Regions from separate parts of the Mus musculus genome. Here regions 2 and 3 are each linked to region 1. The links are chromatin loops, found by intact Hi-C in ENCODE. Cell type or tissue: heart. All regions are shown on one strand. Each heading gives the region's core, and the rest is flanking DNA. Links, peaks and the distances in the headings are about the cores only. Region 1 overlaps Arsb (arylsulfatase B). Region 2 overlaps Arsb (arylsulfatase B). Region 3 overlaps Arsb (arylsulfatase B).

Region 1 (10,844 bases), core at 1,051-9,050:
TAGTATTTAGGCAACAGGCGTGCCCAACCAGTTTTAACTCGATACTGAAGATGGGGATCCTGGTCCTCATTCCATGTCAAGGCTTTAGCCACTAAGCCATCTCCCCATGTGATAGTTTGAATATGCTTGGCCCAGGGAGTGGCACCATTTGGAGATGTGGCCTTGTTAGAGGAAGTGTGCCACTATGGTCATGGCCTTAAGACCCTCCTCCTAACCATGTGGGAGTCAGTCATCTCCTAAGGGCCTGAAGATAAAGATGTAGAACTCTCAGCTACTCCTGCATGCATGCCTGGATGCTGCCATGCCTTGATGATAATGGATTGAATCCCTGACCTGTAAGCCAGCCCTGATTAAATGTTGTCCTTCTAAGAGTTGCCTTTGTCACAGCGTCTGTTCACAGCAATGAAACCCTAACTAAGACACTCCAGATTCCTCTTTTTCTTTTTCAGCCTTCTCTGTTCAGCTTTTAATGTTTTCCTTCATTCTCCAGATTGGAACTCAACATCCCACCTGGTATTTTAGACTTTATGATCTTACCACCTACTCACATTCCTCTCTCCGTGGAATTCTTCACAGCTCTAACCCTAGGACTGCCCCAGGGATCATGTGGCCAGCGTCCGGCCCTCCTGCTTCACTCACTCACTGCCCCTTTCTTACAACCCCACCTTCTCAGAAAAGGAATTTATTATTTACCTCTTAGTTTTGGCCTAGGCTGTGAAGTAAGGTTCAGCTTCTTTAGCCCCACCCCCACCCCCTCTGCAGCTTTTCTGGCTCCCTAGCCTTTATTTTGTGCCCACATACCACAGGCCTTGGTAGCCTTGTGACCCAGGAGAAGTAGAAAAGTCAGAAAAATCCTTTGTATTTGACAGTGCATCAGGAGGCTCCCATGAGCATCCCCTCTGTGGTGTTCCAGACTCCTCATCCAGGTGCCTTAGACCAACTTCTGCCTGCTGTAACTAAAGTGGAAGAATTATATAGGCTGGGCAGATAAAGGGGCAAAGGATGGGGTACTGCAGAGAGCCAGGGTGGAAAGATACAGAGGAAAGTGAACTGGGAAACTAGACTGATAGGAGAGTGGTCACAGACAGGATCCAGGGAGGAGACTTGAGATTTAGTTGGCAGGACAGCAAGGAGACAGTAATTATATTAGGCTTCTTTCTTTTTTTTAATTCCTAAAATTGAAAATGAGATTTTTCCCCCCACATAATATATTCCCTTTATAGTTTCTGCTCCTTCTACTCCTCCAGTTCCCTACTCCTCCTCCTCCAGTTCCCCCCTACTCCTCCAGTCCCCCCTACTCCTTCAGTCCCCCCTACTTCTTCAATCCTCCCTCTACTCCACCAGTCCCCCCCCACTCCTCCAGTTCCCCCTACTCCTCCAGTCCCCTCGCTACTCCTTCAGTCCCCCCTACTCCTCCAGTCCCCCTTCTATTCCTCCAGTTCCCCCCTCTACTCCTCCAGTTCCCCCCTACTTCTCTAGTTCCCCCTCTACTCTTCCAGTCCCCCTCTACTCCTCCCATCCCCACTCTGCTCCTCCAGTTCCCCCTATTCTTCCAGTTCCCCCTCTACTCCTCCAGTTTCCCTTCCCCTTCCATCTCTCATTAGAAAATAAATAATAATAAAATATTATATAATAAATTAATAGTAAATAAAAACAAGTAACAATGGAATAAGATACAATAAAATAAAACAAAACCTAATGCATTGGACTAGGACAAAACAAACAAACAGAAAAAAAAATCCCAGAAAAGGCACAAGAAACAGATATAGATGCAGAAGCTGACTTACTCCCACACTCTGGAATCCCATAAAAACACTAAACTGGAAGTCACAATATATATGCAAAGTACCTGAAGGGTAAAAATAGAGAAGAAAAAAATTAAAATATATATAAATAAAATAAAAATATGATTAAAACAAGAACAAAAGGAAAATCCCATCTGACATTGTGAGACAAGGAGCCTCCGAAGAGGCTGTGAGTTCATTTCCTGCTGGCACCTCCTGCTGGACATGTGGCCCACCCTTAAGAGTAGTTTGTTTGTACAGTGAGACTCCCCAGGAGAAAACTAAAAGTCCATTTGCAAGTGGTTATCAGCTGGAGATTGCTTCTGGGTCAGGGATGCCAAGCAGGCCCTGTGTACACTGGTTCAGTCTTAAATTTCTCTGTGCATAGATCTGTTGCTTTAGAGGGCCTTGCTTTCTTAGTGTCTCCATCACTCTGGCTCCTCCACTTTTTCTGCCTCCTTTTCCACTGGCTTCCCTGAGCCCTGGGGGGATTTGATGGAGACATTCATTTAGGGCCTCTCACTCTCTGTGCAGTGCCTGGCTGTGAGTCTCTGTGTTTGCCCCCCTCTGCTGCAGGAGGAAGCGTCTCTGAAGGCTGAGCAAGGCAGGGTTAACTTCCCTGGCCCAGCCTGTACTGGCTTCTTGCACAGAATGCCCTTAGAAACATGAACTTGGGGGCCAATGAGCTATGGCAACAAAGCTCAGGCCTAAAAGACAGAGAGCATGCATCTTGTCTTGTCATCTTCTAGTTAAGTGCTCGCAGACCGTCTGTCCTGGCCCAGCCTTCGTGTGCCAGCCACAGCCTCCACTCTGATCCTGCCGCACATGGGCCAGTCTAATGCAGTGTGATGGCTTCTCATCCAGTTCACAATCTTGGTCTGTCTCTCTCTAAATACATGGTTTCCAAGTATTTGGTGGAGCCTAACAACAAATGGCTATAAATAGGCATTGTGTGTATAAAAAAGGGAAACTAACCAAAAATATTCACCCTCAGCCTATGATTAAGATGATGAGCACAGAACAGGCTGGGTCGTCTGTTTTCTGGCTTAGGATGAAAGGAGAAAAGTCTTCCCAACCCCCACCATGGCATTTAGTGAAATCCTAACCACAGATCCTTACAGAAGATCCAAAGGCCTCTCTGAGAACCGTGCTTTTCTTGCGTGGCACAGTTTATATCCCAGCAAGCAGGAAAGACGTGTCTGGGCTCTGAGCACATTTTTGGACAAGGATGAAATGATACTAATTTAATAGTTAATTTGGAAAGGGGGCTTTGCTTGTGGTTCAGCCATGATGGCTGTCGGGCGGGCCTGGCCACTGGGTTGCTGGGGACGGCGTATCCATGGCGATCCCAGGAACCCACAGCTGTGACAATTTCGGTGTAGAAACCTGAAGGTGAGCGGCATTCTTCCAAGAACAGCCCCCTACAGTACTGCTGTCCACTGCCCAGATCCCAGTGTCACCCAAACCCTGTAATCACTGCAAGGAGGCCCACAGGTACTGCTTGCCAGAGGTCCGAGCACCAATAGCAAGGCAGCTCGTTCTTGCCCACCCCGGCTCTGGGCAGCGGCCCAGTTGAAAGGAAGGTAGTTTTCTATTCTGAGAAGCTATTGGGCTCTCACAGGAACCAAGATCCAGAACAGGATCTTTCTACAAGGAAAGCTGGAAGCATGCTTGAGACAGCAAGCAAAGATTGCTACATTGCTCTACAGCTCATTCAGAGAGAACGAAAAATTGGGAAAGCTCAAAGAACACCTGACTGGGAGGTCCCTCAAGTATAGGTCTGCTTTGACTATGAATTCCCACAGATAGTTCTCTTAAGGTTTCCAAAGACCCAGTTCTTTCCCCATAGCCTGAGCTGTCTTCTTTCTACATACCCAATCCTGAGTTACCTAAACTACGTTAGTTTTGAGGCACCTCACACATACTTATAACAGGACTTACCAAAGGGTGGACTCTGAGGTTGTGCTGGCTGAGCCATTCTGTAATTGTGTGTGTGTGTGTGTGTGTGTGTGTGTGTGTGTGTGTGATCTTCCTTCCTGCCCTCTCTTGAATAATCACTTTATCAAAGCGGGTAGGAGAGACTCGCCACCCCTGCCACCTTCACTTACACCGGTGGGTGGGAACTCCCTGCATTCAAGAGCATGTGCTCATCAAACTCCTACTTCTGAACCTGCGTTTGGAAAAACCAATTAAGAGAGGGAGAAAAACTAAACGGAATTGAGCTTTCCATTGGACAGAGCCGGGCAGGTTTACAAACAGCATGGAGGGCTGTGCCACATTGGGGACTCCTTTTTGCCAGAGTCACTGAAGAGCAAAAACCCACTGACATGATGGACTCTGAAAATTGGGCTGTTGGTCTGATGGCCTCTCTTGGCTTTGGTGCAGTGTGTCACATGACAGCCACAGGCTGGTAACTATTGGTTACCAAAATACAATCAGAGAAAGGGAGATGCCATAGAGATCAACTATGGTCTTTAGCAATCCACTCTGCAATTCTAATGACCAGAGACAGGTCTGAGGGTTCCCAACCCAGACAAATGATAATGATCAAGGATAGAGAAATGCTAACTGTCCTGATTTGACCATGTATCAAATTATAATAGTCTACCCCATAAATATGGACAATTATGTCAATTAAAATCTCTCTCTCTCTCTCTCTCTCTCTCTCTCTCTCTTTGGTTTTTCGAGGCAGGGTTTCTCTGTGTAGCCCTGGCTGTCCTGGAACTCACTCTGTAGACCAGGCTGGCCTCGAACTCAGAAATCCACCTGCCTCTGCCTCCCGAGTGCTGGGATTAAAGGCATGCGCCACCACTGCCCCCAATAAAAATCTCTTAACCCAGGCATGGTGATACATACATTTAATCCTAGCACTCAGGAGTCAGAGGCAAGTGAATCACTCTGAGTTCAAGGCCTGCCTGGTCTACAGAGTGAGTTCCAAGACAGCCAGGGCTACATAGTGAAACTGTCTCAAGAAACAAAGTCAAACAAACAACATTTTAAACTGGGCATTGTGCCTCATGCCTATTATCTCAAAAAAAAAATTCTTATTTCAAAACAACAATAGACCAAACAAAGAAAAATAAATCTTGATAACATAGGAAATCCAAAAGGTAGATTCTCTCGAAAGCACTGAGATCTTGCAACTTCTTGCATGCCAGAAAAAAGGATTGTGAATATGAAGGTCAGAATATTTATCGCTGAACACTCTATGAAACCCTCAGAAGTCACTTCCTGAATTGGCAAAAGCCCACAGGCAGGCAGGAAGCTGCACAGATCTCTGCTTCCCTCCCCACGCGCTCAAGGCCTCCCTTTGGGGTTGAAAAGGCGCTCCTCCCCGAACTGCCCACGGCAGTGCATTTTACAAGGGATTGCATGGTAAAATAGCAAATAAAAAAATTTTTTTTAGTACCTCTGCTGTTCAAGGGCAGGAATGACAGACAACCATTATTAATAATTCTCCGCCTCCTTCTCCCTCTCTTTCTTCTTCTTGCTCTGAGGTTGTGCTAGGTACCAGGGAGACCATATGTATCCAGGAAGCTTAGAGTGAACCGGAAGGATGGGTGCCAAAGGACTGGTAATGTGCAGCGGTTATTTATTAACCAGAAAAAAGGGATTTATCCTGCTGGTGTGATTTATAATGTTTGCATTATCTAAGTCTTTGCATAATAAGTCCTCCTGAACTTACTATTCCTGTGACAGCTTATTTCTACCAGAGGAGGTGAGACTTGGGTGAGGGCTCCCAGGAGGATTTGATCAGCAAACTGGAAGGAGGTGACTTGGGCAGAGGTGGTCCTGTGTGGCAGGAAGCACATCTGGGTGAGTGGGAGGTTGGGCACCCTGGCAGGCTGGAGAGGGACAGACTAGGAACAGCCTGGAAAGAACAGGTGACGGATGGCATGGTGATGCATGGCTAATCTTAGTACTCAGGAGGTGTGAAGGAACATCAAGAGGTTTTGTGGTTAACCCAGGTGTATAGAAAAGTCTTGTCTCAGAAGAAAAGAAAGGGGCCAGGCGTGGTGGCATGCCTTTAATCCCAGCACTCAGGAGGCAGAGACTGGTGGGTCTCTGAGTTCAAAGCTAGAGTGAGTCCCAGGACAGTCAGAGCTGTTACACAGAGAAAGCCTGTCTAAACAAAACAAAACAAAAACACCAAAGCAAACAAACAAACAGATGGGTTGGATCAGTGTCGATTCCTCCAACTAGAAAAAGAAAAATTGGAAGCCAGTAACTTTTTTTTTTTTAAGCACGGATGAAAGGCAGGTTCAAAGATTCAGCTCTGTGTCCACTGTTCATTGACTAAGCTCCAAAGATGACTTGAGACTGTGACAATGTGGCCACAGATGGCAGCCAGGACTCAGTGCCCCAGAAGGGATGGTCTATATCACAGCTATCTGTGTTAGCTCAGAGCCTTGTAGACAAGTGCTGAGGTGACCTAGCCCTGAGTGTGGGAGTTATACAGGGCAATCCAGGCCCCACTGTGGGGTTCTCAGTCCTGCTAATCAAAGCATCGAAGAACGGACTCAAATGGAAACACAAGGACAATTTTATTAGAGATTAAAAGAAAGACCTCAGGGGCGGGTAAGCCCTGAGCCTCAGCAGCTTTCTGGAGGGGGCAGATGGAGGGAGAAGGGGAAAGGCCACTGGGCCTGGCATGGAGATCAGACACAGAGCTGGAAGAGTGGTTTTAGAAGAGTAAGCTGCCCAAAACACTGCAAGGACGGGAGTGCCCAGGTCAGGAGAACACACCTCAGAAAGAGACAGGAAGAAGAAAGGTACAGCCACACTGCCTCACTAAGGAACTGATCACCCCATCTCTGCCTTCTTGACATCACTTCCCAGGAGGGGGTCCTTGGCCCAAATGATTGAGCCTGGCTGTCTTAGTCACTGTTCTATTGCTGTGAAGGGACAGCATGACCAAGGCAACTCTCATAGAAGAAAACACTTAACTGGGAGCTTGCTTACTGTTTCAGAGGGTGCGTCCATGACCACCACGGCAGGGAAGTGTGGTGGCGTGCAGCCAGGCATTGTGCTGGGACAGAGCTAAGAGCTTTATATCCTGATGTGTAGACAGCAGGCAGAGGGGGAGACAACAGGCCTGGTGTGGGATTCTGAACCCTCAAAGTCCACCTCCAGCAACACACTTCCTCCAACAAGGCCACACAAAACACCTCCTAATCCTTTCAAACAGTCATCAACTGGGGACTAAGCATGCTGAGACACGAGGCTATAAGGGTATTCTTGTTTAAACCACTATCTAGTCCAACTGGAGTGCTGTGTTTCCACCCAGACCAGTGATTCTATTCTGACAGCCAGAGGACAGTGCAGACGGCCAACAGAGCCTGAACAGGAACTAAGAGGTCTGAAGCAGAGCGTGTGGGGATCTTGTAATGGGGGCCATGCTACCAGGTGGGTTCACTCATGCAGCCTCACTTGGTACTCTATGAATGGAACTGTGACATGGCCCATCAGGCCTGTGTCACCTGCTCCATCTCCTCCAAAGGACCACTCCAATAGCACTTCTGTTCTTCTCTGCATGCTGGGCAGTATAAGATGGGAGTGCCCTGTGGGCCAGAACGTGCTCCTGTATCCTCCGTATAGACAAACACACAGCTTTGGCAGCTCATAGATGCACAGAGGAAAGAACTGTGGTCTCCAAAGCACTGCTTGGAAGAGGCCCCATCTCACACTGTCTAAGAAAGGGAAACAAATACGTATCCGGTCTTAGCTCCCACACACTGGGCCCTTTTCAGTCTGCAGCATTGTCTTAACCCATCCACTTACCCTGGGTCATCTCATCTCATACTACGGCCTTTGCTGGGAATGCTTCAATTCTACTTACTGGTCTGGTTGGGAATGTGAACCTGGGGGTGGGGCAGAGCCTTAAAATGAAGTGGACTAAAATCTCAGGCAGTAGCCAAGTTTATTCAGAGCATCAGACAATTTATACTCTGAGGATTAAGAGGCAATCACAAGGACAGGGCACACATGGCCAAACCACATTTCCACAGAGGCATCCGAATAGCAACAGCTGAGGTAAACTCACTCCTACCTGCTACACCTGGGAGGAGCACAGAAACACAGCCCAACACATGTTGTGAAGAAACTGAGGCCTCGAGACTCTTGCCTTGTTTTCTTGGAGTTCTCTCACAAGCACTTGATTCTCACACTGCTCCGGTCTTGGACTGTGTTCTGACACAGTTGCACGGGGCTTTTTTTTTTTTTTTTTTTTTAGTGCTTGACACACTCCAGCTGTTCTGAGCTCTGCTGGCCCAGCCTGATCTTCCTCCAGTGCTGGTGTCTTTGCATCTTTGCATCTTTCCATCTGTCTACCCAGGGAACTTACTCTACAACACTTTGCCTGGGTAACTCCCTCTCTAGGCCTCTGATCAAATCACCTTGGCACAGGTGCATTTTTGGCCAAGTCACCCCAGCCCCTGCTAGTCTTTTATGACAAGCACTCTACTTTCACTCCATGTATGTGCCTTTCTCAGAAAGATCCGACCACAGCTGGGTCCATGACTGCTTTGCCCGGCGGTGTGCTATGTATGCATTCTGCACGAAGCACTGAGAGGGGTGAGGGAGAGGTCTACAAGGCCTTACACAAAGCTTTAGAATATTCACATAGAAAAACAACAACAACAACAACAACAACAACAACAACAAGTTGGCAAAGAGGAAGGCTGGGAAGTGGACTAAAATCTCATGCACTATTCCTTCCCCACCCACCGAGGCCAACCAAATTGAGCACTTTTGCAGGCCCAGAGATAACTCCAGTGTTCAAACATGACTGAATCTTTATAATCTTAAAACACACACCCGTGGATGAAGATTGAAGATGCTAATGGGACACACAATGCATGAAGGTGTATGAAGAACTAATGCTGTGACATGTAAATGACCCAGAGGCCGCGCTAAGGTAACAAAAGGTCAACTGTCCAGTCTTGTCACAGCAGGGCTCTTCTGAGTTGCAGAATTCCTCCTCCCCAGCCCCACCTCCCCCATTTCTCCCTTGTTAGTATCTTTCTTAATCCTCACACTTTATTTGCAGCTAACACAATATTATAAAAACCCTCTGGAGGTACCCACCAAATCCCTTTATCAGGCACTACCTATTTGATAAACATCACTAGATAGAAACTGAGTGGGAGTTCTGAAGTCACAGCAGGATTTGATAGTGATGTAAACAGGGGCTGAGGCCAACTGGGGAGAGCAGAGGGGTAGGCTACTGCAGCCAGAGTCAGATGTAAAGAAAATAAACTCAGCCTGGGGAGATAGCTAATGGTGGTTCTGTGCACTCATGGGGACCTGAGTTCAAATCTCCAGCTCCCATGTAAAAAGCTGTGCATGGGACCACTTATACCTGTAACCCAAGCACAGTGGGAGGTGGATACGGTGGGAGGAAGGATCATTGAGGCTTGCTGATCGTCTGTCAGTTTGTGACTGCTTTCCTGATTTATCCAGTGGAAATCCCTTCCAGACAATGTGAGCCCTATACAGACTGTAGCTCCTTCTCCCATGGAACGCAGGGCATTGCTCGTTATTCCAGACCGTATCTATTAAGTAACTACCCTGTGCCCACTGCTGAGTTAGGAACTGGGTTTCACTCAGATGATTTCTTCACAGAGCTTAGTTAGGCTCTGGCAAAGTCAACCAGGGATGCTAGGGGCAGAGAGGCTCTGGGGATTAGCATCGCTTGCTGCAGATGGACCCAAGACAGAGAGCCCATGCTTCACCCAGCTCAGGGTGAATTAGAAACTCAAAGGAGCTGAGTTCCTTTCCTCACCACCCACCCTGTCCTTGAGGGTTGCCAGGGTTAGCACATAGGCTTCTCTTGAGAAAGTGAGAATAAGCCAGAGGAGAAAGGGAGGCTGGGAACGGCTCTCTTTCACACAACATGGGAAGATATGGAAACCACGCAACCAATCTGACCTCCCAAGAAATTCTAAATCAGCCGTTGCTGGGAAAGAACATCTCAAAGGGATCAGGGGAAATCTCTCGACATGGCAGATAATTAATCCACTAAAACTAACAGCCAAAGGCAGCAATGGAGGCTGTAATTACCCAAGGGCTTTCCAAGAGTGGATCCTGGAGAGGAGACAAGAATGGGTGGCTCTTACTTTAATGGTGACTGGTGGCTGGTAAGAATTGACCCTTCTGCCTGCTCTCAGCCACAACTGTTTCTGCTTATAACAGCAGCTCTTAGAGCTGCACCCTCCTAGGGAACAGGTAGGTCCTGTTGGGGGTCCCATGTGTGCCTTCTGAGGTCCACTGATGAGTCTAGAGTCAGGGCCAGCTGAGGACTGCAGCTGTCTCAGGCAGGAATCCTTACATAGTGCTCAGTTCACACCTTGTAAATATTTGCCAACCAGAGACAGTTAGCATTGGCTTGGAGGGTCCTATGAGAATTCACCCAGTGCTGCTGCTGCTGCTGCTGCTGCTGCTGCTTCTGCTTCTTCTTCTTCTTCTTCTTCTTCTTCTTCTTCTTCTTCTTCTTCTTCTTCTTCTTCTTCAACATTCGGATGGAAGCTTTATTCTTTGTTTCATGTTTACAAAATCAATTTAATAACTGCTCTTCCACAAGCCACTGGCATTTGTAAATATTTTTTTCAATTTTTATTAGATATTTTCTTCATTTACATTTCAAATGCTATCCCGAAAGTCCCCTATACCCTCCCCCTGCCCTGCTCCCCTACCCACCCACTCCCACTTCTTGGCCCTGACGTTCCCCTGTACTGGGGCATATAAAGTTTGCAAGACCAAGGTGCCTCTCTTCCCAATGATGGCCGACTAGGCCATCTTCTGTTACATATGCAGCTAGAGACATGAGCTCTGGGGGTACTGGTTAGTTCATATTGTTGTTCCACCTATAGGGTTGCAGAACCCTTTAGCTCCTTGGGTACTTTCTCTAGCTCCTCCATTGGGGGCCCTGTGATCCATCCAATAGGTGACTGTGAGCATCCACTTCTGTATTTGCCAGGCACTGCATAGCCTCACAGGAGACAGCTATATCAGGGTCCTTTCAGCAAAATCTTGCTGGCATATGCAATAGTGTCTGCGTTT
Region 2 (10,844 bases), core at 1,955-9,954, 93 kb after region 1:
AGCTGGGTGTCCGGGATTTATCCCGGGCCCCTCTCAAAGGCTTTTAACAGCCTCCGAGAGTTTGAACTCAGAGGTGCTGGGAACCCCTGCTTTGCAAACAGAAAGGCTACTCAGAAGGCAGAGAGAGACAGGCAATAGAGGCTGGTTGCCCCACTGCTCAGATGAACAAAAGACAGAGATGAATGACATCTGATTAATTGTTTTTAAGAATAGAAAGGAGTATTATGGTAATTGTTTAAGTGTTTTTATGTATACACAGAATAAAGAAATTCACACCTTTGATCTAAATGTAGGAAACAAAGACATGAAGATAAAGAGAATAGAATGAATGAGAAAAAAATTCATTAAAAGAAATGTGAAGAAGCTGGTGGTGCACGCCTTTAATCCCAGCACTTGGGAGGCAGAGGCAGGTGGATTTCTGAGTTCGAGGCCAGACTGGTCTACAGAGTGAGTTCCAGGACAGCCAGGGCTATACAAAGAAACCCTGTCTCAAAAAACAGAGAGAGAGAGAGAGAGAGAGAGAGAGAGAGAGAGAGAGAGAGGTGAAGAAGTCTATGCCAGGGCAGTACTCGGGATCTTTCGAACATGGTCTACACAAGATTTCTGGGATTGTTTAGCCTGGTATGACAAATTACTACTAAAATAGGCTCATACAGACTGTACTGGCTAGTTTTGTGTCAACTTGACACAGCTGGAGTTATCACAGAGAAAGGAGCTTCAGTTGAGGAAGTGCCTCCATGAGATCCAGCTGTAAGGCATTTTCTCAGTTAGTGATCAAGCCGGGAGAGTCCCTTGTTGGGTGGTACCATCTCTGGGCTGGTAGTCTTGGGTTTTATAAGAAAGCAAGCTAAGCAATCAGGGGAAGCAAGCCAGTAAGAAACATCCCTCCATGGCCTCTGCATCAGCTGCTGCTTCCTGACCTGCTTGAGTTCCAGTCCTGACTTCCTTTAGTGATGAACAGAAGTTTGCAGGTATAAGCTGAATAAACCCTTTCCTTTCCAATTTGCTTCTTGGTCATGATGTCTTGTCCAGGAATAGAAACCCTGACTAAGACACAGACATATAGAAGGAAATTTAATTAAAGATAAATACATAGAAAAGGATACTAATTCAAGTAATATAAAGAGAAAAGGAACATACATACCCACAGAGAAGGGATAATTTAAGTATACATAGATATAGTAATGAATTTAGGCTTTGACCTTACTATTAAAAATTAATCGTGTAAGAACAAGGCAAGAGATAGTGGGGGAGCACTGTTTCAATGGATAATAATTTTTGTTTAGATTGCTTTGATTGCTTTGAATTGTTTTAATTATCAAAATGCATGTGGTTATAAGTTTGGTAGTTATGATTTAGTCCTCTGGGAGAAAGGTCAAAATAGGTCAGGACTGAAGGAGACTGCCAATTTCAATCAATCTATACCTTTGATGATTTCAGGCTACTAGACCAAGGACCTACTATTGTGAAAGAGGGGCTCTGTACTTGTATTAATAGGAAAAAAGAAAAGACTTTGAACTCCTTCCAGAGTTCATGGATCAGGGGAAGGCCCCATGAAGACCTTGGCTACAGAAAAGAAAAAAAAATTGAAAAAAATCAAACAGGACAGGTAACTTGATTTGCTGAGTCCTACACAAGGGAACAGCCCTGTAAATGGCTGAGACATAAAAATGTCTCTAGCGAAAAACAGCTAAACTTAGACAATAAATCTTGTTGGTTGTGGAACCCTTCATCATGCCATCCTTCACATGGCATGATTGAAGATTTATTACAATTGGTTATTGATCAAATTAACTCATAAAAGGAGAGTTGCCTTTTACCTACTCAAACTAGGAGCAAAATCTCATCCTTAACTGATCTGTGCAACTTGCACAATCCATACAAATATCTTAATAGTTCTAAAAATTTGGTTGTAAGATTCATATATTACAGAATGTACAGCTCTGACAACACTCATCTACAGGGATGCTGAGGTGACCTGCTGCTCCAGCTACCTGCCTCCCAACACAGTGTCAGGAACAGCTGCTGATTCCTGATGGACTCAGCTCATCCAGCCTTTCAGACAGAGCCAGTCAGAACTTCAGTCAAGTCCTAAGCCTTCTAAGCACACAGAGACTGAATAACCGATGATAAAGCTAGCTTTCTTAAGTCTAACCAATTTGTTTTTGTTTTTGTTTTTCGAGACAGGGTTTCTCTGTGTAGCCCTGGCTGTCCTGGAACTCACTCTGTAGACCAGGCTGGGAAATTTGCCTGCCTCTGCCTCTGCCTCCCGAGTGCTGGGATTAAAGGCGTGTGCCACCAACGCTTGGCCTCTAACCAATTTTTCTAATTTTCATATCCCTCCACAGTCCTTTAAAATGTTTTTCATCGCCCCTATTCAGCAGGGAGAAGTTGTGAAAGTCATCATCCCGACCCCTTGGTTTTGGGGTCTGGTTATGGTTATTTTATAAATTATAGGTAGGTTGTCACTAAGGGATAATTTGGAAGTGATCATAATTTTGAACAGGGAGAAAACAGATGGGATGGATTACTAAACTTATTCTTGAGTAAAGCACTGTATATCTATAATCTTACACTGATAGAAATCATTATAATAGATGCAAAATTGAAGCTATAATTTCTTACATTGGTACAGAATTTATATATTGATACAGATTTAAAGTTTTCATTGGTATAAATCTTTATGTATTGATACAAATTTTGAAATTAATATTGTTACTCTTAGCTAGGCATTAGCAGTTGTGCCCATGCAACTCATTTAAGAATATAAGGCCTTCTATAGCTGCTATTACAAACTGTTTGGGATGATTAAGGATGACAAGTTAAGGGCTAGATAGTAAGCTTATGGTTATATTAGATTCTGATTTAATTATAATAAAGTGTTTTTAATAGTATTCAAATAGAAATAGCTAAGAGTAGTCAAGATTTAACAGTTCAGATATACTTTATATAGAGAGTCTTCAAAAACATCAGAACTCCACAGAATATGGCATTTATAATCATTTCATTATTATCAGAATTTTGACTAAGAGGCATGTCAGTTCCCAACAGTTCAAAGAAGATATTGAGCATCATAACCTCCATATGGAGTTGTTCCAGTTGTGGCAAGTAGCCACTGGGAAAGAATTACCCTAATTCACCTACAGACCCCACCCCACCCCCCAAAAATATTGTCCAAGATAGTCGACAGCTTTGCTCTGCCAATACAGCGTTAGCTAGTCCTTCATAGTTCCTGCTTCACTTAAGTTCTGTCAGGTGATTCTGGGTCAGAAGGCTGAAGACAAACGTTTTGAGGAATGGGGAACTGTCCAGGTAGTCAGCTGTTTCTGCAAATTGGTGAAGTTTTGGTAGCTATGTTTTTGTGTTTCCTATAGATTCAGGCAATATTTAATTCGTTCTTGGATCTCTGATGGGGTTGAAGACTAGTTATAATCTCATAATCAAACTTAAGTTGTCTAGCACTTAAGGAAGATGATGTAGATTTGAAAGGATGGTTTTCATATGGTAATGTAGTTGAAATCAAAACATAATTCAGGTACAGAATTGTAAACTCTTTAAGTTAGGGTAGATGTTAGAGTAATGAACCTAAATTGACAAAATTGATGGACTGGACATGATTAGTGTATATCATACCTTATAGTTTACGCAACTGTTAACTACATTCAATGTATATCTGAGAGAAAAGGCTTTTTAATGGATGGAAAGGATGAGATGTTATGGATTTGGTTTATTGCTTATATTATGTTAATTGGGTTCCCAAATTACAAGAGGATTCACTTGTCTGCATGTGAGACACTGACAGTCCCTGCCCTCAGCTAGTTCTAATTGATAAATAAAGTTGCTGATGGCCAAAGGCTGTGCAGGGAGACTGAGGCAGGACTTTGAGGTTCCTGGGCAAGGAACTCGAGGGAGGGGAGAACCGCCATGCCAGGAAAGGAACAGGATGCCAGCATGGGAGCTGCAGAAGACAGAGAATCAGGGAAGAGTAGGCTCAGGGCTCACTCCTCCAGCTGGGTCTGGGGTAGCAGAGGTGAAACATAACTTTCAGTAAGTAATAATTCAGGAGTATCAGAGGGGAGGCATTAGCAACTTATGAGTCAGGGAATGGCCCAGCTGTTGGGCTGCTTAGGGCATATTAAAAATAAGGCTGCATGTGTGTGTCTTTCACTCTGAATCCAAAACATTTGGGCAAATAGTGAGGAGTGTGCGTGTGCCCACTGGGTAGCTTAGAACAGATTAACACACTACCACTTCAATTTTCATTCTGGCTACACTGCAGAATCATGTGGGCAGTCAGACTCTTGGGAGGGGTTTTCCAAGGGATTTTAAAGAGTAATCTTGCCTGGACAGAGCTCTGCTCTGCAGAGAAGAGGAAATGGTGTTTTATGGATAGACAGCTTTGGGTTGGAGAGCACAGAGCTTTGAACTCTTAACACTGGACCACAGAATCACAAAAATTATCAAAGAGATCAACACAAAGATAAGGTCCAGTTAAATGGCATAAGAGAAGCTATACAGCTGTTAGCAGCAAAGCCACAATTAAACTGTGGTTCCTGAAGCTCAACCAAATCTCTATCATAATATTTAGCTGTAATTACAGTCACTGTAAAATGGAAAAAAAAAAGATATTTGGGGAGTTCTAAAACAGAAATCTCAGCACACAGCAATAAGGTCAATTATCATTTTAGAGACCCCAGATGTTTCATTTGAAATCTATTTTAAGAACTCAAGGAATCATTGTAGTTTCTATTAATCCTGAAACCACCTCTCCAACGTCACCAGGTCTTCTCTATCTACAGCCTATCTGGTTCAAGTAAGCGGTGCCTGAATGACCGTGGTACCCAGAGATTGTGACTGTGAAGGAGAAAACAGCAAGGTGGATGTGAATGGGATTCTGGCAGCCTTAGAGGCCCACACTCCTGCTCCCTTTCCAGCAGGCTGTCTGTGGCCCTGTGGTGACGTTATCACCACATCACTCTGACAGGGGCTGACCAGGAGAAAAGTGCAGCCATGGAGCCAAGGGGGAGGCCCATAGTTTCTTGCAGACTACGTGAGACTCAGTGAGCATGAAAACTACACTGGAAAGCTGTATCTTCCACCTGGCTCTCATTACAGGTCTTGGCTAGCAGGAAAAGGACCTGTTGGCTTTATCTACAGGAGGTAAAAAGAGACAGAATATTTTAGGGAAGATCAAATAAGCGGTTTTTGCTGCAATGGTTTCAGGTTTACCAGCACAGCAGGTGGGTAAAATAGTACAACACAGACTAAAGTAGGGAAAAGGTGAGAGTCCCTGCAGCTGGACAACACAATGCCGTAGCTAGTGAGGACGGAGTAGAGACATCTGGGAGACCTTGAGCCACTTGGCTAAGGCACCGAACCTTGTCCTCTTGCGATGGATTCGTAACAATACTGTCTATTTCTATTTTCTGGCCAGAAAACAAACATGCAATTAGAAATGACTTTTGCATGTGTACATGTGCATGCTGTGAGTGTACACATGTGTCTGTGTTTGGGTGCATTTGTGTGCATACATGTGTATGTGCCTGTCCACAGGTTGACATTGGGTGTCTTCCTCAATCACTCCCTACTTTATTTACTGAGGTGGGGGTCTCTCACTGAGTCTAGAACCCACAGAATTGGCTAACCTAGATTGCCAGTTTGCTCCAGAGATCTTTTTGTCTCTGCCTCTGAGCACTGGGATGACAGAAAGGCCATAGTAGCATGCTAGAATCCAAACTTAGTTCTCACACTTAAAGAGCAAGTTCTTCATCCACAGGGCCATTTCCCAACCCTCTGAAATTATTTTTAAGGCAGATTGCTGAAGAAATAACCTCAGGGGGGCTGGAGAGATGGCTGAGCAGTTAAGAGCACTGACTGCTCTTCCAAAGGTCCTGAATTCAAATCCCAGAAACCACATAATGGTTCAACAATCATCCCTAACGAGATCTGGCGCCCTCTTCTGGAGTGTCTGAAGACAGCTACAGTATATATCTTTAAAAAAAGAAATAAAAAGAAATAACCTCAGGAATTAAAGAGATGAGCAGGGGTAGGAGAGCTACCTTGGTAGTTAAGAGTGCTTGCTGTTCTCACAGAGGACTTGAGCTGGATTCCCAGCACCTACATGGTACCTTACAAACTCCAGTGCCAGGGGATCTGATAGCTTCTTCTAGACTCCTTGAGCACCAGAACACACATGATGTATGTACATACACTCAGGCAAACAGCCATGCACATAATATAGTTTTTAATTAAAAAAGAAGAAATGCACTATTATAATTACATAGACAGAAAGACAGACAGACAGACACAGAGAGAGAGGGGAGGAGGGGGAGGGGATAGAGAAGGGGAGGGGGAGGGGGAGAGGGAGAGAGGGAGAGAGAGGGAGAGAGAGGGAGAGAGAGAGACTAAAAGCCTGATCAGCTATAGAAGGTAAGGACTTAGAGAAGAGCACCCCGGCCAGCCAGAGTGATGTCACCGTCCCCAACACTTTTCCAAGCTAGCCACAGGGTACAATGGGAATGATGTTTGTTTGAATGAGATTTTGGACTTTTAAACAATGCTTATGTGTACTGATTTATTCCATTGCTGGTGAGGCAAATGTGTGTGCCACAGCATGCTCGTGAAGGGTAAGAGACAACGACCATGTGGGTCCTGGGGATGGGGCTCAGGCACTCAGGCTTGGAGGCCTCTCACTGCACACATAGAATGCATTTAATTTGCAGCAAGTTTCAGAGTACGGGTGAGTCACTAACAAACGTAGACATCTAGGTGGACTCAGTGCTTTCTGTCCTGTTGGACAATGCAAGCTATTACTCATTTGGTTCTCAAGCTTCTCCTATACTATGATCAAACACAAATGAGAACTTCATGTGAGTTTATTTTTACAAATAAACTTGGAGACCTGGCTTGGCAGGATGACCCATCTTACCACATCACTGGGCCTTTTTCTATTTTGTTAAATCTTTCTCACATGAGTTTAAATGTTCTTCTCAAGAATAACACAGTTCATAATTTATATTTTCCTCTTTATCCTTTCAATAGTTTTTACCTTTCTTCTTCAATCATGGGTTGGTTTTTAAATCAGGAATATGAGTAATCTGGTGAGATTAATGAGATAGTTTTTAAATGAAGTTAATTAAGAGACAGTAAGGATTTCTTTTAACAGTGGACATTATAGCTAAAACGACTGAGTTGGGTCTAGAGAGCTGGCTCAGCAATTAAGAGCAGTTACTTTTGCAGAAGACACAGATTCAATTCCCAGCACCCACACTGCAGCTCACAACCATCTATAACTTCATTCCGAGGGGATTCAATGGCATCTTCTAACCTCCAGGGCACCAATCACATTCGTAATACATATATATGTATGCAGACAAAACACTCATATACATAAAGTAACAAAATAAATGTGGTTTATTAAAGAGTCTAATCTGGTGATCTAAAAATCTGAAAGCATTCATTATTCATTGGTATTAATTTACAACTAAAGGAGAAATGAGTGAGTACCTTTTTGTTCCTTCTTTTTGTTTAAGAGAATGACAAAAACCATGTTTTCAGAGCTCTGTCATTAAACAATGTCTTGGTGGTGACCGAGACAGGCAAGGTCCCTCTTCCCAGTGAGCATAATTCTGCTGAAAGAAATTGGTGTTAAACAAGGGAAGGAGACCATGAATCATGAAGAGCACCTCCTGTGCTGGGTGTGGGACAAAACCTAACACAGCAGTGTGGGTTAGACTTGCAGAACAGGGAGGGAGGGGACACATACAATAAGCACTCAGTCTCAGCAAGGTCAGCGTGCAGAGAGTTCCAGACAGGAAGGGGCTCAAGTTGGTGGCATCAGATAGTACATATATCATACCCAAGTTTCTTTTAACTTGGAAACTGTATTAACTATATTTCTAATTGTTTTCTGTTGTAAAAACAAAAAAACAACAACAAAACAAAACAAAACAAAAAACAAAAGCCCCATAACCTACCTCTAACTCAAGCTAAATGGCCCTTCGAAAGAAGGCACAGGGACACTGTGGGTCAGGCTGTGGTCATCATCCTTCTCTTTGGTATCTATCCCACACACTTGCTTAATCTCACTGGAATTTGCTTATTTATGTGCTAGGACACACCCCAGAAGTCCTTGCTGTGGCTGCAGTTGTATATACAGGTGGCATATTAAACCATCAAGATAAGGAAAGTCAAAACTGGATCATCTTAAATCAAAGTATCTGGAAACAAGCCAAAAGATACAACTCAAACTCTTCCCATACTTCCTCATGCTGCCGGCAGCAACAAGACACAGTCCCTTAACCCTGAATAGAATTAACTCAAAGCTCAGCTCAAATGTAGAAACTGGATTAAGAAATAGAAGTAATATCTTCCATATCGCAACTAAGCATTCTATATGTAACTAATACCACACAGTAATCAGTCCTGTAGTTGTTGGGTTTTGTTTTTGTTTTTTTTTTAAAGAGGAAAGACTTAACTTCATTACACACATGAACACACACACATGCATATTCACATATATAAATATTCACACACATGCATATTCACATATATAAATATTTACACACGAAAGAAATCACAAGCCAGGAGTTTCCCTATAAAGTTATATCATTTGTCATATCCTAAAAACTACACGACTACAGCAAAGAACAAGAAGCAGCCTGAGTAGGCTGTCACTCATACTCATCAAATTATAGGATCAGATACCAATCATCACCTCAGGGGAGAAAATCTTTCTTTTCTTTTAATTTTAATTTTTTTTCTCTTTGGAGACCCTATCTTATGTAGCCCAGACTACCCTCAAACACACTATGAATCCAAGGATGACCTTGAATTTCTGACCCTTCTCTCTTTACCTATTTGCGGGAATTGGCTGCCATATCTAGTTCATGCAATGTTGGGGATCAAACCAAGGGCCTCATGCATGCTAATCAAACACTGTACTGATAGACTTACATCCCCGCTCCTTCCTTCCTTCCTTCCTCCTTCCTTCCTTCCTTCCTTCCTTCCTTCCTTCCTTCCTCCCTCCCTCCCTCCCTCCCTCCCTCCCTCCCTTCCTTCCTTCCTTCCTTCCTTTTCTTCTATCCTTTTCTGTTCTTCCCCACAAGCCCCACTCCCTACAAACACACACCTTATTTTTGAAACAGACTTCCTCTTAACAAAGGCTGGCCTGGTAGACCCAATCCTCCCACTTCAACCCCCTGAGTGCTGGAATTATAAGCAAGCTCCTCACAGCCTTTCCTTTTATGAAGAAATGTGTGTGTTTGAGAGGGGGAAGAAGGGAGGTGGGAAGGAGGGAGGGGGGAGGAAAAGAACCAAACAAAACCATGAGGCACATGTGTGCAGGTTCCCTCAGAGGCCAGAGGAGGGCACTGGATCACCTGAAGCTGGAATTCCATGTGGTTGGGAGTCTGGGTCTCTGGAAATTTAGCAGATTTGAGACCTTTCTCAGTGTTAGATTTTCTATGACATCAAAGCAGCAGTGATTTATTAAATTAAACAATTCTTCTTGAGACAATTTCAGACTCGAAGCAATTTTTTTAAATCAAAAGGTCACTACCCAGTAATTATCTAATTAGCGAATACATTTTTCTCAACTTAAACAGTAATTAAAAATTACAACCGTAAAAGAGTGCTAATTGGGTTTTCACAGAAGTGTGAAGCACCTAAGCAGTTTCTGCGCTTCAGTCCCCTGTTGATGGTTCTGCTAATTACTCTTTCTCTGCTACATGAGAGCACCAATAGGAGACGTTTGGCTTCAGTAGAGAAAGAGCCGAGTCAAACAAGCTTCAGGATCCTCCATAGGTATGAGATCTCCTTCAGTTGGGGTAGAACCGATCTGGGACATAAGCAACAAACCCTGTGCTTTAGTCTGGGAGAAAGAGAAGGGGGGAGGCAGGGAGAGCTCAAATACCCTCGCAGGGATGCCTACTGCAATCTTATATAGCAGGTCAATATGACACCATCACCACCCACTATGTGCCGGTAGCCTGTGACATCCCTGATAGGTCAAGCTGTAGGACCTCACAGCCCTTATCCCACTAGATGCCTGTCCAGTCCCAATGTCAGTGGTTTGCAATGTATTGATGGGTCCCAGACATGGAGGGACTGCCACAGCTAACATACAGCCCCAGTGCTCTGCAGATGTCAAACTGGATTGTGTCATCTGCGGGGTGGTTGCATAGATGCAATGCGTATCTGCTAATTAGTGGAAGGTATGGAGAGTTCCCTTACGTTTAAAAGAGTTCTATGTATCTGTAGGAGCCCAAAAATCAAGGTTTTTTTTTTTGTTTTTCAACAAGGTGACCACAAAGTCTGCTTGCAGTGGAAAAAAAGACAGCATTTTCAACAAATGGTGCTGGCTCAACTGGCGGTTAACATGTAGAAGAATGCTAATTCATCCATTCTTAAGCTCAAGTCCAAGTGGATCAAGGAGCTCCACATAAAATCATAGACACTGAAACTTAAAGAGGAGAAAGTGGGGAAGAGCCTCGAACATATGGGCACAGAGGAATAATTCCTGAACAGAATACCAATGTCTTGTGTGTAAGATCAAGAATCAACAAATGGGACCTCATGAAATTGTAAAGCTTCTGTAAAGGCAAAGGGCACTGTCGATAAGACAAAACAGCAACCAACAGATTGGGAGAAGATCTTTAGCAATCCTAAATCCAATAGAGGGCTAATATCCAATATATACAAAGAACTCAAGAAGTTAGACTCCAGAGAAACAAATAACCCTATTAAAAATGGGGTACAGAGCTAAACAAAGAATTCTCAACTGAGGAATACTGAATGGCTGAGAAGCACCTAAAAAAAAAAAAAAGTTTAACATCAATAGTCAT
Region 3 (10,844 bases), core at 1,153-9,152, 68 kb after region 1:
GATCTTTGAGATCTAGATCAGCCTAGTCTACACAGTGAGTTCCAGGATAGCCAGAGCTACACACACACACACACACACACACACACACACACACACACACACACACACAGAGAGAGAGAGAGAGAGAGACAGAGACAGAGACAGAGACAGAGACAGAGACAGAGACAGAGACAGAGCCCTGGAAGAAAACTTCTAGCACTGAAACTGGTGTCTGAATTATCAACCCATTCTCTAGTAACCAGAGCCCTTTCTTAATTGGGAAAGGCAACGGCTTCTTCAAAGCCTACAAACAGGGCAGCTGGGAGGAGAAGTGGGCCCAGTCCCTTCCTTCTCTGCAGGTTGGCGAGATGAAACTTTATTCACAGCACACCAGGGAAGGCAGGGAAGGGCTTCACTTCTCTTATGAGCCAGGTGAGGGCTCAGGACTAAGCACTGAGTTTGGACTATAGAGAAGAAGCAGTGGTATTTCTTGTGTTCCAAATTTGTAGAATCATATTTCTTTCCAAAGTACCCAGGTGCTAAGGTAACTTCATACAAATACTTAGATATGCAAATATATGCAAAAATTTTATGTGCATGCATATTATACTTAAGCATTACTTTTCAAAACCACCATTGTTCAAGTGAATCATAAGAGGGTAGTAGGACTAACTTGCTCCATAGAACATTCCACACAGAACTCTCTTGTCCTTGGGGATGCTAAGACATCCTGTGGATACCTGAAACCCGGGGAACCACACTCTGTTTTTTTCCTATACATACACCTATAATAAAGTCCAATTTATTTTCCTTTAATTTTTATTTTTTATTTTTATATGTATGGGTGTTTCATCTGCATGTATGTCTGTGCAACATGTGCATGCCTGTGAGCCACCATGTGGGGACTGGGAACTGAACCCAGTTTCTCTGGAAGAGCAGCCAGTGTTCTTAACTGCTGACCCATTTCTCCTGCCGCATAAAGTATGGTTTCTAAGTTAGGCACAGTCACTATCAACAACAATAACAATGAAATAGAACAATTATAGTATACTGTTGTAAAAGTTATTTTAAAAGTGTTCAGTGGCAAAGGCTGTTGTCCTAGCTGAGGAAGGAAGATGTTTCTCAGTCCAGGCATTTGAGAGCAGCCTAGATGATACAGAAAGACCCAATCTCAAAGCTTTGTGCCTGTGGTTGCTCTTGTGTACCTGGTTACCACACTATATGTGCATGAAGGAACATTCCACATACCAGTGGGACAGAAGACTGCATTGCACTACAAGTTTCCATGCAGAAGGAAGTGCAGTTTAAAACTTGGAAGCTGCCGGGCGTGGTGGCACACGCCTTTAATCCCAGCACTTGGGAGGCAGAGGCAGGCGGATTTCTGAGTTCGAGGCCAGCCTGGTCTACAAAGTGAGTTCCAGGACAGCCAGGGCTATACAGAGAAACCCTGTCTTGAAAAAAAACAAAAACAAAAACAAAAATTTGGAAGCTATTTATTTTGTAAGTTTCCACTTACTATTTTTCAGACCATGGTGGACATAGTGGACTGAAACAGAGCCCTAAGCATTGAATACAGAGGACTCTATAATACAGCACAGGGTGTCTATGGAAAACAATAACTCAAAACGTTTAAGTACTAACTCAACATCAGGTACCACTTGGATTTCACAAGATTCCAAAGCCTAAGATTAGACAGAGACATAACTGACAGCTAAGGGCAGCTACTCACTACTGGGTGACCAGGGACAGCATGCTACCTCAGTTTCTCCATCTTCCTTGTGAAGACTATAATTTCTTCCTCCTGTTTTAAGGTTAGAATAAAATTATACTTTTGTGGATATGACTGGTGCTGTTCTTATGAACCAATCATCTAATAAATACAGGAGCCAGTCACTGGGCAAATAGGAGGGACTTCTAGGTTGGACAGAGGAAAAGAGGAAGCAGGAGAGAGTTAGGTCCTCTTTGGACAGGGATAGCATGAGGACAAGATGTAATTATGAGTGTCTCCCAGTTTCAAAGGTGGATCCATTGGGATTTGCCACCTGATTTAAATTTAATAAGGCTTACAAGTTAGGATTTTAGTTGTTGCACCCAGCGATTGTGTTCCATTTTCCTTCATGCAGAGGCTCATCTGGGTTCAAGAGAGAAAGGGACAGTGGCAAAGTGTGGGTTTGCCTGAGGTGCAACAAAGGTCACAGGGCTTTGAAGCATGGGGCTGGTGTGGTAACCACCCATCTATGGGAACCTAGAGAGCTGGATGGAAAGATTTTGGAGCTCTGAGTCAGAGGTAAAAACAGGTCAGCCATTGCCCACCAGTGCATGGCCAGCCAGACCATCAAGGTAGAGAGGTGCCCGGAACAAGAGCAGGAGCTTGCTGAGTTCTTTATTTTTTATTTTATTTCCCACAGCATTATACCATTTAGGATTATTTTTGCCAAGGCTCCTAATTCCTGAGTGTTCAATAAATAGTTGTGACTATTATCATATCCACAGCTATTTCCAAAAGTCTAGATTATAATGATCTTGTGAAATGGAGAAGAGGAGGAAGAGGAGAAAGAGGAGGAGAAGGAGGAAGAGGAGGAGGAAGAAGAGGAGGAGGAAGAGGAAGAATAAGAAGAGGAGGAGGAAGAGGAAGAAGAGGAGGAGGAAGAAGAGGAGGAAGAGGGGGAGGAAGAAGAGGAGAAGGAAGAGGAGGAATAAGAAGAGGAGGAGGAGGAAGAGGAAGAAGAGGATGAAGAAGAGGAGGAGGAAGAGGAAGAAGAGGAGGAGGAAGAGGAAGAAGAGGAGGAAGAAGAAGAGGAGGAAGAAGAGGATAGAGGAGGAGGAGGAGAAGGAGGAGGAAGTAGCTGAGAATGGAAAAGCTAGGCATCTAGTGAGGACTTCTGAGCTCCAGTCTCTGCCTTATAGTGCCAGGGCCTGACATTCCTAGTGTAGTGTGGGCTTTTAAAAGAGCTTCATTTCCCTAAGCAAGGTATAAGCAACATCATCAGCCTAGCAGAGCTAATGCACTCCTCCCATGAGACAGAGGGAGGAGAGTCACTTCCAGGGGCCTCTTTTATTGCTATTATAAAAGATGTTTAGGATCCATTATCACAGAGGCTTCTCATGCAGTCTCTGACACATGCTCCTTTCTTTGCTTCACAGAGAAGAGTGTAGAGGGGTCTTAGGTTAGGCTAGATGAAGGTAAGATCTCTTCTGCATGTGCCTGGTGACAATGGATCTCATAATTTGATATCAAAGGTGTATATGACTTTTTCTTTAAACTCCATTGATTTCTTTCAATATTTATGTGTGTGTTCTTCTGTGAGTTCATGTGCACATGTGTGCAGGTGCCTGCAGAGGTCAGAAGGTAGCACTGGGTCTCTGGGAGCTGGAGTTATAAGCAGTAGTCAGGTGCTATGTGAATTCCTGAAACCAAGCCCCAGGCCTCTATAAAAGCTGTCAGGGCACTGAACCCCTTACCCACCTCTATGCATCCCGTATTGCATTTTCTCCCAACCCCAAACTCAAGGTTCAATCACTCATGCAAGTTTATAAAACACACATTCCAAATCACCTTCAATACTCAGAGTGTCAGACTCTATAGCCAATACATCAACACTTCAAAGAAGGAGCCCCACATGTGCTCAACAATACACTCGAAGCCGAGGAGTACTGAGAGTGGGAGAAATAGACTTCTTCAGTGAAGAGGACCCCAGCTGGCTATCAAACCCTAAGTGATCATCCCCCAAAACATACATACAAACAACACTATACAGACTGGAAGTGTATTTATATATTTAAGAGTATATATGTATATACATATATGCATAAAACATAATGAAAAAGGAGGCCATGAATTTGCGAGAGCGAGGAGGGGTATAAGGAAGAGTTTGGAGTGAGGAAAGGGAGGGGAGAAATGATGTACTTATACTATAAGCTCAAGAAATAAACTATTTTTAAAAAATGATCAAGAAGGGAATACTTATAACCTGGTGCCACGAATGGCTGGGGCAGCACAGATCCTGTTTTGCTCAGCTGTCTACACGCTGTAAACAGAAGTGCCACAGTACCACAGACGAGGCTGTTGTCTCTTTTTTAAGCAGACACCGTTCTTTGAAATACTAGTTACTATGTGGTTATCGGTCCCACATACTTGTGCTCAATGGAAAGTACTGGATGGTGGTAGCGGTGGAGATCAGAGGTGGTGGGGACAAGGGCGGCTGTGTCTGGGATCTGATCTATCTGATCGTAAGTAGTCTGAAGGAGTGAGTCAGAGAGGAAAACATTGTAAATCGAATCCGGCCACTGCCGCTACTGCAGGAACTCGCACCAGTCGGCCAGGGGCCAAGGCAGTGAGTAGTAGGACTGTTTCTGTGATTATCGCGCCACGCTGTTTCTGCCATTAGCAATGATAAGCCTCCCTAGCTCCGGTCAGCAACATGGCTTCCTCTGTCAGCTTTTCAAGAGTGCTTTAAGCAGAAAGTATTGTCAATTGCCACACCTATGATTTCCACCTGATTCTTCCATATGTGCTGGGGGGGGGGGGGTGGGGTGGTGGGGGTGGGGGTGGTGGAGTGGTGTAGGCTTCAGCGCCCCCTGGGGGTGGCACCTCTACACTGCAAGAATGCATGTGCTCTCATAAAACAGTAGAAAAGGGAGTTTCCTATATCCATCCAGATGAAGATTTTTACAAGGACTATTGAAATACCATACTTCAAGCATACCCCTTCTAATTCTCCCTCCTAAATCTCTACATAGCCAGGGTTAATTTTCTCCTGATAAGAATTCATTTTCAAAAGAAAATTTGGTTTAATTTCCTGACTGACTTTTGCAAAAGCTTCCAAATCAAAATAAGATGGTTCCAGCTTTGCAGGCTGGAAACTATGAAACTTTTTTTTCCAGAGAAATGTTCTTTTTTTTTTTTTTCCTTTCAGCAACATTTTGGCAGACACAAAACCTAATTATAAAACCTTTGCTGTCTAGAAAAGAACTGTCAAAATAAAACAAATGCTGTCAGATGTAGACTGCAAATCTCACTTTATTATTCATTATCAAATAAAAATAACTGTCAGAAACCATGGAAAAGCATCAGTTAGCCAAAAATCTGAGCAAAAACATCAAGTCTATGAAACTGACACCTCATCTGTATCCAGCTGATAAAAATTAAAATGGAGCCATGACAACATTGATTCTCAGGACCTCCCTCCCCCAGACAGTCCAGTGGCTTTGCTGTGTAGCCCAGGCTTCCCCAAGACCTCCTCCTCCCGCTGATCCAAAAAGCAAAGTGTCCTTCTTCACCCTCTCACCAGGCTTCTCTACAAGGGGCAACCTTGGGGGTGTGGTGGGTAAATGTAGAGAAACACCGTTCTGCAAAGGGAGGTGGGGTGGGGAGGCTCTTTGTCCCAGAGCTGTACCTGCTGGTTGATAGCCGACTCTTTTGGATTCATTTTCTACATTACTAAATGCAAAATAGAGAATTAATCTGTGTCTTAGTGTTATCTAAAGGTCTAGGGAAATTCAATATCCTTGCACTAAGATAGTCTGAGAACGTAGCCATCAAGCCGGATGCTCAAATGCACATTTGTCTGGCCACGTTCAAGCACCTCTGCCTGGGCTGGACGTGGACTTGCCACCTGCCTGGGGTAAGCTTGTCCCCCTCCTGGGCTCCTGGGCTAAGCAGGTTTCATCCAGTTGCCACCAGGGGTGGTTTTTTAAAGATCCAAACTCATGTATGTTTAAAGGCCCAGTTGACTGCCCATCACAGGAAAGCTGAGACTTCAACCCTGCTGACAGAAAGAATCCTTTACACGCATGGCCTCAGCCTGCTCTGTGGGCACCCAAGCCTATGAGTGCTTACGCTTCGGTCACGCACAACTAAGCTCTCCCACTGTTAGAATACACCATGACCTTTCAGGCTAACTCGCATAAACCGGTTTCCTCACATAAGCACATCCTCCTTCATGTCCGCTGGACTCAAACCTTAAGGCCTAAACGTCAGACCTCTTGTGAACCTGGCACTTAGTACCCCAAACCTCTCCAGGCCACACCCTTTTCTCCATCTTCTTTATTGGCTCTTTGTGGCTTTTTCCTCCTTATGCCTCTTTCCTCAGGGCTAAGAAGGAAGTTTATTGTTTGTGTTTGCAAGACCTCACAGAGGACCTGCTCACAGAAAAAGAACAAATACATGAAGAAAAGGCCACCAACTCCAAATAGCGAGTGAAGACTCTGAGAATTGACGCTGGACACTACACGGCTCTCTAAGGCCCTGCCCAGCCATTGCCTGACCTTGACCTTACAGAAAGAGGATGCTACTCTAATAGACAGATGACTATCAAGTGAGGTATCGGGCCCCAGTGAGGGTTTGAGCAAGTATCAAACCTGCAAATACAAGAATAGCTTGTCCCCTGGGTACCTGCTCAGTCATGCCGAGCGTCACGGGGGCTGCAGAAGAGCACTTTGGAAAACCCTGGTCTGGAAGAGGCTCTCCAGATTGCAGCTTAGCAAACCCATTTTCAGTTCTGCCATGTGGCAGAGCCCCCCTAGATTAGAACATGGCAGCCTGTGTATGAGACATACAAATTCCTCCTCTCATGGTATAAGTAAGACAAAGAGACAAGATCCCTTCTTCCTTTGTAAGCAGTAACCTGACCTGTCAAAAGAGATGAAATCAGACTGTTGGAGAGATGGCTGGGTGATCAACAGTACTCGCTACTTCTGCAGGGGACCCAGGTTTGGTTTTCGGGATCCTTGTAAGGCAGCTCACAACTGCCTGTAACCCCAGCTTCATGGCTCTGACAGCCCCCAAATAAATCTTAAAAAACAAAACAAAACAAAACAAAACCTGAAACCAGAAGGGCAGTCACATGGCCATTACAAAGCAGACAGCTCAGACACAAGGAGCAGGCAGAACAAGGGCCTTTTTCAATTATATGGGTTCTTGACATAATATCAAGACCTTTTTAGTCAAAGACTAATTATCTATCTTTCTTCCTTTTCCTTTTTTTGTATGTGGTGTGTGTGTGTGTGTGTGTGTGTGTGTGTGTGTGTGTGTGTGTGTGTGTAACTGATTGTCTCCTACATGTGAGGCAAGTGCTCTGTCACTGAACCCTGTCCTCAGCCCTCCTCTGACTTAGATTCATAAGAAATCAGGAGCAGAATGATGGCTAGGTGTGAACAAGATCTACCTAGCCATTTTGTGACTGTGATCACCTGTTTTCACTTCCACTTCGTTAATTTCACTGAAACACTTTCAAGGCAAGGGCTGTGAATCTGGGCAGGATATTTTATCCCTGAGCCTGGAAAGCAAAGATAACAAAACCCACCTTAACATGATGTCTGACACGGAAGCACTACCCAGGCATTAAGGCCCGGGTAAACCCGGATGTTGGAGCTATATTCCCAGGCACCATGCTTAGAGCCCTGCTAGATCACATGCTACACTGAGAGCAAGTTTTTGAAAGCGGAAGAGTGGACTGAATTATGGTGGGTTTTGTTGTTATTGGGGAAAACTCAGGAACTTTTTCTATTTGCATGGGTTTAAATGAAGTTCAGTGTGATTTAGTAAGGACGGCCCGAGATTCAAATGAAGCATCAGAAACTGAATATTTATCCAGATGTTCATCTGAGGCTCTCTAGGGGTTTGTGGTGGTTTCTTTACTCAAGGAAGATAAGTGCCAGAGACGCTGGCCTCCCTGGACACCCGCCTCAGCCTCCATCCTGACAGCAACCAGCGAGGGAGGATCCTGCTGAGCGGCTCCAAGAGGATGCTGGGAAGGTGAGTGATTTGGCAGCCATTCACCAAATAACTGACTCGGCCACCAGAGAGCTGAGATAAAGAAAGATGGATTTGAGGAAAGGCCAAACCAGGGCTGTGGGATTCACAAGAAGGATTGTAAGTGCGGAAATAGAGCAACTTCCTCATTCTGACGGCAGGGATGTCTATTGCTTGGAATACTGAGAGACCGCTGAGATTCTTATCTCTTCTTTGAAATGTACTAAGGGCAAAAAGATACAAAAGTCTGTTGAAAGACTGAAAACACTTGCTCTCTGAAAGTCATGAGGGGACTGGGAACCGGAAAAGTGTTCTAATTTACAACACTCTGGGCGCAGATAACTTTTTCGTAATTTAAAGCTTGGGTGTGCACAGGTTTGGGAGCTCCTCAGATGAAGCTGTAAGATCAGCACAAAGGGAGGCATGCGGCCTGCTCTCCGAAAGCATAACGATGCTACGCTTAATAACAATGCTACGCTTAATCTTTGTTCTCCAGGTCCTCTGAGAAGCAGTTCAGAAGGACCGAGTGGCTATTATACTAAGCAGAAGGACCAAGTATGTATTCTAGAAAAAACAAAAACAAAAATAAAACCTGTAAAATCTTCTGTCTTTCTTATAGTTTGCTCTTACAGAAAATGCTCAACTTTAAATTCTTTATTTAAAAAAAATTTTTTTTATCCTTTTTACAAACTTGCAGGCAAACTACATCTGGGGGCCCCTCGGGAGTGTTAGTGTTTACTGACCAATCATTTAACTCCTCTCCCAAACCTAAAAACCATTCTTGACGGTCAGGTAATTCTCCACGAGTCTGCAGCTTAGTCTTTCAGTAATACCAAACTGAGAAACAATAAGCTAATTACTGCAGAAGCACTCGAAGGTTTGGCAAGCTCAGGACAGCAGCAAGTAACTGAAAATCCTATGAACAGACAGGAAAAGAGACTTGTGGTTCAAAATAATAGATGTATTACTACATATGTGGTAGGGAAAATGCAGAGGCCAGTGAGTCTCGGAGATTGCTAAATCAGAGAAAGCTAGAATATTCCGTTTAGGTAAGCATTGGCTATTTTGCTTTTGTATTTCCAAATATGCAATATTAGTTACATGTGTCAAAACCTGCAGAGTTGCTGTTAACTAGCACTCTTAATATCAGCATCTTCCTGACTCTCTTTAGAGACTTAGAAAAGTCAGTGAGACCTGAACTAAGGGGCCCGGCAGTTCCACTTCCCGGGCAGTTCCATTTCCCCGGAGCCCTTCTCTGAAGCTTTGCCAGATGCTAAAGGATCCCACTGGTGGTTGGTGTCCAGCATCAGGACAGGCAGACAAACATTATAAGAACTGGCCAGCACTTCTGTCCGAAGAACAGAGGAGGAAACACTCAATGGTAGACAAAAAAAACTCCATAAGCCCAAACATGAAGCAGTCTGGTTAAAAATTTGAGATGCTGAGTGCAAGAAAAAGATTGTCTTTAGATGTGCAGATGACTCTTGCTCCAAGGCCAAAGGAAAAGAAAACTCTCTGAGTCCCCAGAATACTAGACTTTCATGTGGCCAGAGGCAGCCCTTGGGCCAGCACAGCAGGAGTGATGGTGAGCTTTGGTGATGCAGGAAATCCCAAGCAAGCACAAGAGCCACTTTAATGAGGATGACTGGAGAAAAAAAAAAAAAAAAAAAAAAGAGGTGAGAATTGGGCTGGACTCTGTGCCCAGCAAAGGCAGAGTAGGTTAACAAGGCAGGAAGTAGAGGCATGTGAACGGCCATGAACCAGGACGAAAGCAAGACCAAACAATCTGCTAAAGCAAAACAAATGTCCCTGTGTAGTCACAACAGGCTCACAGAGTCCAGCCTATCAGAGATGAGCGCAGGGACTGAAAAGTCTCACACTCAATTCTACTGATATGGGTGGCGTCCAGTCTCTGAGCAGGCTAAAATCTGCACCAGAATGCAGGCCACTCTCTCACTGAAGAATGGATGAAGAAAGACCTGAGTGTTAAAGATAAGCTGTGCACTGTGCCTGCTTTTCTAACATCAAGTGATCACTTTTCCTGTATAGTAAGGAGCTACTATATGAAACATATTAGAATAAACTGTTAGAATGAATATCCTCCATCATTAGCTAGTGAGAGGCTCAGGGCACAGTTAAGGATAGTTTAGACATAAGGAAAAGCATTTTATATTCCATATTCACATCATTGTTTCAATCTATATCGATATAAGATAAACCTTCACAGACGTCTCTTCCAGAATCGTCTGCATATGCATATGAAATCCATGCTGGAGTAAAGTGATGTTAGACTTAAATATCGAAAAAGAGCTACCCATAAACCAAACAGAATGCCCTTGGTGACTTTTATCTCTTCTGCAATGATGTTTCCAGATAGCAAGGTTCTTCTCATTCCTTGTCATTCTTGTCACCCTAACCCAGGAAGCAATCAGGGCAGTCAATGCTTACCCTCTGGGGACAACGTCAGCAGAAAACTGAAACTGACTTCTGACTGGGACAGTCATTCAGAGCTACTTAGAGAAGGAAAGAGGACAGCAGAAAAGCGAGGGAGTGCAGCTGCATCCCTAAGAAGATCCTTGGGTTCCCCCAAGCTCTGGAAATTCCACCCCAATATGGAATGATGTTCATAAGGGCTATCTCATGCCCGAGAGGAAACTGGGGGCAGAAGAGGCAACAGCAAGCCTCTGCATTTTCAGGTAGCAGGCCACACCAGAGCATCAGGGGAGCTCAGGTCCGCTCATGAATGTTCTATCTGTTGTTGAGAAGCACACAAATGATGTGCAGGTAGTACAAAGAGTCTCTGCAACAGGGAGGACCCAGGATGGTCCTGATGGGTGAAATGGTAGATGTGCTGGGAACAGGAATGTTGCCACTGAGCAAGGACTGTGGAGCAGACACTCCCACCTCCTGCCCCGGCTCTAGGAAAGGAGCCATAAATCCACTGAGATGGCCTGCACTGGCTGTTGTTGCTGTTAACATAGATTATCACTGGCTAAATGAGTATAAAGGCGTCAACTTAGAGTTTTGGGGGCTTCAAAATCCAGGCCCATCGGTTCAGTGAAGGACTCTCTCAGAGCTGCATAAACCCATGGCAGAAAACAGGAGGACTGAA

The links. Peaks named below come from ENCODE experiments on the same cell type or tissue, not always from the same donor. Only the 100,000 strongest peaks of a DNase experiment are listed, where the experiment ranks them.
Region 2: a loop joins it to region 1, with 2.2 times the contacts of the local background. A loop is called at or near these places in 2 of 42 quality-filtered maps.
Region 3: a loop joins it to region 1, with 2.0 times the contacts of the local background. A loop is called at or near these places in 5 of 42 quality-filtered maps.

What each region holds. Positions count from the first base shown.
Region 1 is chr13:93,916,944-93,927,787 of GRCm38, reverse strand. All of the region lies in intron 6 of Arsb (arylsulfatase B), which reads right to left. Among named protein-coding and RNA genes, the nearest start is that of Mir5624, 130 kb to the right of the region's middle. In heart, for the core only: no CTCF peak of the experiment used is centred there; DNase peaks (open chromatin) are centred at 5,067 and 6,787; H3K27ac peaks cover 1,347 bases.
Region 2 is chr13:93,824,858-93,835,701 of GRCm38, reverse strand. All of the region lies in intron 4 of Arsb (arylsulfatase B), which reads right to left. Among named protein-coding and RNA genes, the nearest start is that of Mir5624, 40 kb to the right of the region's middle. In heart, for the core only: CTCF peaks have their summits at 5,956 (motif pointing left) and 9,367 (motif pointing right); no DNase peak of the experiment used is centred there.
Region 3 is chr13:93,849,519-93,860,362 of GRCm38, reverse strand. The region is part of intron 4 of Arsb (arylsulfatase B); the gene reads right to left. Among named protein-coding and RNA genes, the nearest start is that of Mir5624, 64 kb to the right of the region's middle. In heart, for the core only: CTCF peaks have their summits at 4,412 and 4,611; DNase peaks (open chromatin) are centred at 4,332 and 7,732; H3K4me3 peaks cover 532 bases; H3K27ac peaks cover 895 bases.